Linked DNA regions of Homo sapiens: region 1 is linked to region 2. The links are chromatin contacts, found by Hi-C in ENCODE. All regions are on one chromosome and are shown on one strand. The core of a region is the stretch at or near the end of the contact, and the rest is flanking DNA. Distances in the headings are between cores, read along the strand shown. Region 1 has its middle 31 kb from the start of TPM1-AS. Region 2 has its middle 23 kb from the start of DAPK2.

Region 1 (3,770 bases), core at 2-2,501, 990 kb after region 2:
GGATAGCTTTTGTTCTTTAACACAACTATAAGGCGCAGGCTCTTACAGAGGAGGAAACTGACATTCAGAGAGGCTGAGTAAACTGCAATTCAGAAAGGCTGAGTAACTTGCTTCAAATCCCCCAGTTGTTAACTGGGAAGAACTAAGGATTGAACTTGGGTTTTTCTCAGTGTTGCAGATTCACAAAAGTACCTGCAACAAAGCACATGCAGTATAAAAGTGGTCTGCATGTCTTCATACGATCAATGGTGGTGGTGATGCTGATGGCTCTGAGTGTGGGGAAAGGTGGGGTGGTGGCCTTGGGAGAGTCAAGGACACAGACCAGGGGCTTGTGGAGGGCTCACCTCTCTGTGGTGGTGAGCTATAAGACCGACGAGATGTGCAGCTAGCATAAGACATCATCCTTTGCACCAAAGGGATTTGTAACTCAAGATAAAACATCACTAAACTATGAAACAAATGGAAATAAGACTACATACATTCAGATTTTTCCAATAATGACTTTGTCAATGCCTTTTCTTTTTTGAGACAGGGTCTCGCTCTGTTGCCCGCCCAGGTTGGAGTGCAGCGGTGTGATCACGGCTCACCGCAGCCTCGACTTCCTAGGTTCAATTGATCCTAGGCTCATTTCAGCCTCCAAAGTAGCTGGGACCACAGGCGTGTGCCACCACACCCAGCTAATTTTTTATATTTTTTTTGTAGAGATGGGGTTTTGCCATGTTGCCCAGGCTGATGTTAAACTCCTTGGCTCAAGTGATCCTCCTGCCTCGGCCTCCCTAAGTGCTGGGATTACAGGCATGAGCCACTATACTTAGCCAATGCCTTTTTTTGAAATATAAAATAACAAAATTCCGTCGCTGTGTCTCATTCTTTTGGGTGCTATGCTTTTGTCTATGCACGCAGTACAAACCCTCGTAGGATAATCCAGCTCTAATGAGTGGGGAGCTGACCTCCTGATTCCTTTTAATCCCAGATCTGAGGCCAAGGGATGTTTGCTCAGCTAGTGGAGGTGGCAGTGACTCCTCCACCTGGAGCAGCAATGGTGTGCACCATTGTTAGGGAGGCGAGTAGGCTAAAAACTCACGTAGTCACTTCTCTAAGGTTAATTTCTGGAGTGCCCGCTATCCTCATTCCTGGGCTCTCAGTCAAGAATGTAATTGAAGCCCCAGGACAATGGAGTGTGAAAGGAAAGATGTTCCCTGGTGTCAGATGCCCTGGCCAGCCAGAACCAAAAGCATGGAGTAGACGCTTGGCTTTTATTCCTGGTGTTGGCTGGGTCCCTGTGTCCTGCCCTATTCCTGAAATCCTCTTTAGGCAAAAGCCAAAGCTAACTAGGAAGCTCCAGCTTGGGCCTCCTCTGGCATCGCCAGGACCAGCTGTGACAGAACAGCTTGCTTCCTTCTGCCAACCCCCTTGTTTAAAGGTTAAACATACAAAGGCAGGAGCCGCAAGCCCAACAGAGGGTACTGCAAAGCAGCCCCTCAGATGCTAACGATTTCACCAGACGACCAGGATATTATTATTGTCTGAACTCAACTTCTAAGTGCCCTAGGAAACCTTTTAGTGGCTGAGAGTACGATCACCAAGGAGGTGAGCTAGGTTTTCACAGTGTCATTGAGAAGTCCCCAGGAAACCTAACCCCAGTGGCAAACCCCAGTGTGCCCTGGGGAGACACAGGACCTGGGCACCTCTTCTGGATGCCACTGGGCAGGCACTTCCTGGAGAGCTGATGAGGGTCAGTCATTGGGGTCTACTCGAGGCCCCTCCTCCCACACTGGAGAGGGGCTGTTCTTACTGCTCACCAATGCCGGACTTTAGTCCTGACGGGCGGTGAAGTGTGCTTCCATCAGATTTCAGGGGAAGATCCAGCTGGGCTATCAGGCTAACTCGCCACTGGCCCTGACCCATCCCGATGAATCATCCTGGTGAAATGAACATCAGAGGCAGCCTTGAAGGAGAAAATGACAGCACACTAAGGCAGCCTGATAGGTGAGTAGGGAAGAGGTGAGGGGCGGCCTTGTCTTTGAATCCTGGGGAGCGTGACTTCTACGGGCTGATTGCCGGGATCTAAGACTATTTAAAGAACAGGGCAATAGAAGTTGTCTATCACTGAGAGTTTGCTATGCCAGGCACCATACTAAAACTTTTCATGCAGTATCTTAGTTATTCATGCCCTGAACGTTATGATGTTGGGTACTATTATTATTATCCCCATTTTGCAGATGGGGAAATAATTGCAGAGAAGTTGAGCAGCTTACTTTAAGTCACACAACCAGTACATGGCAGAGGTGGCTGTTAAATTCTGGTCTAATTTCGAAGGCTGGGATTGTACATACTATCTAGGCTGCCTCTTTAGCAGGGCAGTTAAGTTTTCTATATGGCTGCTTCCTTCTTCTGTCACTGTTCATCATCCAGTAATTAAGGGTCTTCCCAGAACTGAGGCCCGAGGCAGTGCCTCTAAGCCCACACACCCATCATTCACTTTTATCAACTCAGGTCTAGACAAGGGGTACAAGAAAGAGCCGGGTGGCTGCGGTGAAGGCATGTCTTAAAGCTCAAGTTTGTGTGTTTTTGTTGGGGGAGCAGCACAGATGAGGGAGCGGGAAAGGGATAACGTGTGGAACTAGATTTCTTTTCCTTTCTTCTTTTTTTTTTTTTGAGGTGGAGTTTCGCTCTTGTTGCCCAGGCTGGAGTGCAGTGTCTCGATCTCGGCTCACTGCAACCTCTGCCTCCCAGGTTCAAGCGATTCTCCTGACTCAGCCTCCTGATTAGCTGGGATTACAGGCATGTGCCACCACGCCCGGCTAATTTTGTATTTTTAGTAGAGAAGGGGCTTCTCCATGTTGGTCAGGCCGACAGGCCAACCTCAGGTGATCCACCTGCCTTGGCCTCCCAAAGTGCTGGGATTACAGGCGTGAGCCACTGCACCCGGCCGGAACTAGATTTCTTAAAGGCTTTACCACACCAGTTTGGGAAAAGTTGTTTTGCTTCTCTTTTAAGAACCTGAGGCCTGGAAATCAAAAAAGGGCTCTCCAGGCTGGAGTCCAGGCCGGAGCAGGAATCACCACATAGTTAAGAAACAACTTAACACTATATTTAGGGTATGTCTGTGCTTAAATGAAATAGTTTTTTTTAAGTGTATGTTTTCATTTCTTACATGTCAGAAAATATCTGTATTACAAAAAAATCTCCCATCAGTCCTAGTTGTGAGAACAAAAAATTAGAAAAACCCAGTGATCAAAAAGAGGAGAACAAATTATGGCACATTAACCAGAAGACTAGGTGAAGCAACACAGGAAGATGTTTATGCAAAGTTTTTTGAATAAAAACCAAAATTTTGAATAAAAAGCCTTCCATAAACACACAGGCAAAACATATGGAAAATAAGTTTTTTTTTTTCCCAGTGGTGACCTTTTTTTTCCTTCATAGTTTTTCTCTATTGTTTTTATAATGCTTTGTGACAAATAAAAAATGTACACAATTATATGATGGCATGTACCTCATGTGTACATTTTGCTTATTTCCCTTGCAACCCAGTATCCAAATGTGCCAAATAGCTTTTCATTTGAACTTGCAAATTGCTGCATGAAATTTAAATATTCCTTTAAATACACAACCCACATCAATTGCTGTTATACAAATTGGAATGAACTCTTCAGGTTCAAGTAGTTTTTATCCAAATTTAATTATCCATGTTTATCAGTAATACTTTATGTTTCTGGGGTAGGAACCAAAACAAGGAGAGCAAAAGGGGAGCTCCCAGCCCCCAG
Region 2 (3,802 bases), core at 340-2,839:
GTTATCTGGTCCATGTTTGGCAAGGGTTAGGAAACGTTTTTGGAAAAGGGCCACATAGGCAATATTTTAGGCTTTTCAAGCCATATGCTCTGTTGTAACTATTCAACTCTGCCCTTGTAGCACAAAAGCAGCTGATAGTCTGTAAACAAATAAGCATGATTGCACTCCAAGAAAACTTTATGGACACAAATTTGAATTTCATATAATTTTCATGTGTCATGAATTAATATTTTCCTTTTTAATTTTTTCAACCGTTTAAAAATATAAAAACCATCTTAGCTTGTGGGTTGTACAAAATTCCAGCATTGGGCTGGATTTGGCCTGTGTGCCATTAGCAAACTCCTGATTTACAAGAATGATTATCCTTTCTGAAAAGTCAGACCAATTGGAAAATCAGATAAAAGATGTGGAATGGGCCCTCTCCCTAGGGAGAAAAAGGCACTCACATGAAACTGCATGTGACTCCAGGACATTCACAGACTTGCTAAGGAGCCAGTGGACCCCGGGTTAATAACTCTGCTTTACAAGTAATGCTAGCTGAGCACTGGGCTCCCCCCTCCTTTAATAACCCCCCAGAGCCCTGAGGGTTCACAACTTTGGGAGTATAGGGGCAGAAGGTGTGATACCTTTCCTCACCCATCATAAAGGTCATGGCCAACACCCCCGTGACAAAAGACAGGGTAACAAGAGAAAAGCATAACAAATGTGGTCAATCCAAGTTTTATGTGACACAGCAGGCTTCAGATAGGAAGAATCCAAAGACCCAGGGAAAACTGTCTTATTTTTCTGCTTAGGTTTGACGAAGAGTGGACAATTGTGTAGAAATGTGATTGGACAAAAAGTGCGATCTAATGGTAATGGACTAAGTGGGGAAACCCAGCAAGGACTATCTCTTCAGATTCTTCTTGGCCTTTCTGTGTAGCATTCCTTCCTCCTGGGTATGGGGCAGTCTTATGACCTACTGTTAGATAAGGCAGGTCAGAGAATTTCTTTATGGCCAGCTCATGCACAGAAAGGCGGGGGAAAGTTAGAGTAATATTTCTAGGTTTTGTGGTTTGCTTTTTGTTGTTGTTACTGTTTTTGTTTTTGAGATGGTCTTGCTCTGTTGCCCAGGCTGGAGTGCAGTGGCACAATCATGGCTCACTGCAGCCTCAACCTCTCAGGCTCAAGTGATCCTCCCACCCCAACTTCCCAAGTAGCTGGGACCACAGGTGCATACCACCATGCCCAGCTAAATTTTTTTTTGTATTTTTTTGTAGAGATGGGACTTTGCCATGTTTCCCAGACTGGTATGGCTTGCTTTGAAAAGAGGTTCTGGTTTCTATTTCCTCCCTTGGGGAAGACAGATTCTGTTTTCTATGACTCCCTTTGGAGGAGGAAGGGGCAGGAGACAGCAGGGCAGGATATGGTCAGAGAGAGTCTTTGCTTTTGAGGCTGCTTCTGAGGCTTTCTATTCTTCTTTAATTCACAGCACACCAAGGAGCCATATTTTGGGTTATTGCTTTCTGAGCCCCAGTAGGAGCCACTACCTTCTTGTTTTTGCTTTTGAGACAGGGTCGCTCTCTGTCGCCCCTGCTGGAGTGAAAAGGCACCATCAGGGCTCACTGCAGCCTCAAACTACTGGGCTCAAGCAATTGTCCCACCTCAGCCTCCCAAGAAGCTGGGACTACAGATGAGAGCTACCACGCTCAACTAATTATTTATCCACTGCTTTCTTAGACCGTTACAAATAAGAAGCTTATGGCCGGGCGTGGTGGCTTAGGTTGGGTGCAGCGGCTCACGCCTGTAATCCAAGCACTCTGGGAGCCGAGGCGGGTGGATCACGAGGTCAGGAGTTCAAGACCAGCCTGGCCAAGATGGTGAAACCCCATCTCTACTAAAAATACAAAAATTAGCTGGACATGGTGTCACGTGCCTGTAATCCCAGCTACTCGGGAGGCTGAGGCAGAGAATTGCTTAAACCTGGGGGGCGGAGGTTGCAGTGAGCCAAGATTGCGCCACTGCACTCCAGCCTTGGCAACAGAGTGAGATGCTGTCTCAAAAAATAAAGAAAAAAATAAAAGAAAGGAAGAAAAAAAGGAAAAAAAAAAAGCAGCTTTCCCAGCTCCACCATGAAGCAACTGCTACCAAAACTGCAGATGTGTCCAGCAGGACACAATTAACTGTAGTTAGTGGGGGCCAGTTTACTAGGAAGGGGTAGGATTGCTATAAAAGTCTCATTGCACTCATATCCCAGGTGGTTTTCTGCATGTGTTAATACCATGGTAGAAAACAAGCCAGTGAATTGTTGGGGTTCAAACTCATTACTGATGCACCACTACTGTTAATACTCTTTTTTTTTTTTTTTCTGGGACATGGTCTCACTCTGTCACCGGGGCTGGAGTGCAGTGACACGATCATGGCTCTATCTCCCAGGCTCAAGCTATCCACCCGCCCCAGCCTCCCGGGTAGCTGGGACTACAGATGCACGCCACCAAAGCTAGCTAATTTTTAAATTTCTTGTAGAGATGAGGTCTCACTATATTGCCTAGGGGGTCTCAAACTCCTGGGCTCAAGCGATCCTCCCACTTTGGTCTCCCAAAGTGCTGGGATTAAAGGCATGAGTCGCTGTGCTCAGCCACATTATTTCTGATATCTTTTTGTATATATGAAATACAAGTAAAGATTTTTCCAAAAAACTTCATTGGATTTAGCCTGAACTGGTGGTTGTCCATGACTCAGGTTAGACTGCCTATAGGGCATGAGCGAACCCAGTTCTGATATGGACTTATTTGGGGCAGATGTACTGGATGTGGAGAGGATGTTGCTGTATGGGCTGTCAGGTTCTCTCCAAGTGCTGTTAGCACCATGCAGACCCTGGATCCTCTTCACAAAGGATGTGGTCAAGAGCACAGACACTGGTGCCAAACTGCCATCTTGTTCTAATCCAATACTCAGTCACTTAGTAGCTGTGTGACTTTGGGCAAGTTACCTAGCTTCTCTGTATTTTAGTTCCCTCGTTTGTAAAATGGGGATGATAAAATTACCTATTTCGTGGGGCCCTTATGAGGACTAAAAAAGGGAATGCTTGTAAAGTGCTGAGCACAACGCCTGGAACCTAGTAAATGCTTTATTAGGGTTTGTTAAAAATAGAGAAGGCCAGGTGCAGTGACTCACGCCTGTAATCCCAACATTTGGGAGGCCAAGGTGGGCGGATGGCTAGAGCTCAAGAGTTTGAGACCAGCCTAGGCGACATAGCGGGACCCTGTCTGTACAAAAAATCAAAAAATTAGCAGGGCGTGGTGGTGCACACCTGTAGTTCCAGCTACTTGGGGGGCTGAGATGGAAGGATCGCTTGAGGCCAGGATATTGAGGCTGCAGTGAACCCTGATTGCGCCACTGCACTCCCTCCTGGGTGGCAGAGCGAGACCCGCATCTTCCGGGGTAGGGGAGAATAGAGGAAAGGGCTGCTCGGTGCTAACTTGGAGAGTTTTTCCTCTGGGGTGGGTGCGATTATCTGGGAGAACACCAGATGGCAGCAAAGCATTATTTCTTAGTGACAGAGCATACCCACTTGGCATCAGCTGCCCTGGGTTTTCCCAAAGGCCCTGAGGGCACACTCACTGCCCCTCTAACCGGGCTGCACTAAGTGGTACCAGACCACCATGGACTTATTGCAGCCTGTGCCTTTGTTCTGACTGGAGTGATTATCACTGAAGACTTTTTTTTTTTTGAGAGGGAGTCTTGCTCTGTCACCCAGGCTGGAGTGCAGTGATGTGATCTCAGCTCACTGCAACCTTCACCTCCCAGGTTCAACCGATTC

What was found. Hi-C counts contacts between places; a loop is a spot of excess contacts on that map.
Region 1: a map of chondrocyte shows a loop between it and region 2 (4-fold over the local background). The contact joins two enhancer-like sites. A Hi-C loop is called at or near these places in 1 of 168 maps with a recorded cell type or tissue (chondrocyte).

The regions. Positions count from the first base shown.
Region 1 is chr15:63,078,317-63,082,086 of GRCh38, reverse strand. No RefSeq gene overlaps it. Among named protein-coding and RNA genes, the nearest start is that of TPM1-AS, 31 kb to the right of the region's middle. RefSeq lists enhancers at 1,984-2,659, 2,660-3,337. Within about 2 kb of position 1,251, at least 6 of the 41 ENCODE cell types and tissues checked have a DNase peak (open chromatin) inside an H3K27ac peak, as active enhancers do.
Region 2 is chr15:64,067,423-64,071,224 of GRCh38, reverse strand. No RefSeq gene overlaps it. Among named protein-coding and RNA genes, the nearest start is that of DAPK2, 23 kb to the right of the region's middle. Within about 2 kb of position 1,589, at least 5 of the 41 ENCODE cell types and tissues checked have a DNase peak (open chromatin) inside an H3K27ac peak, as active enhancers do.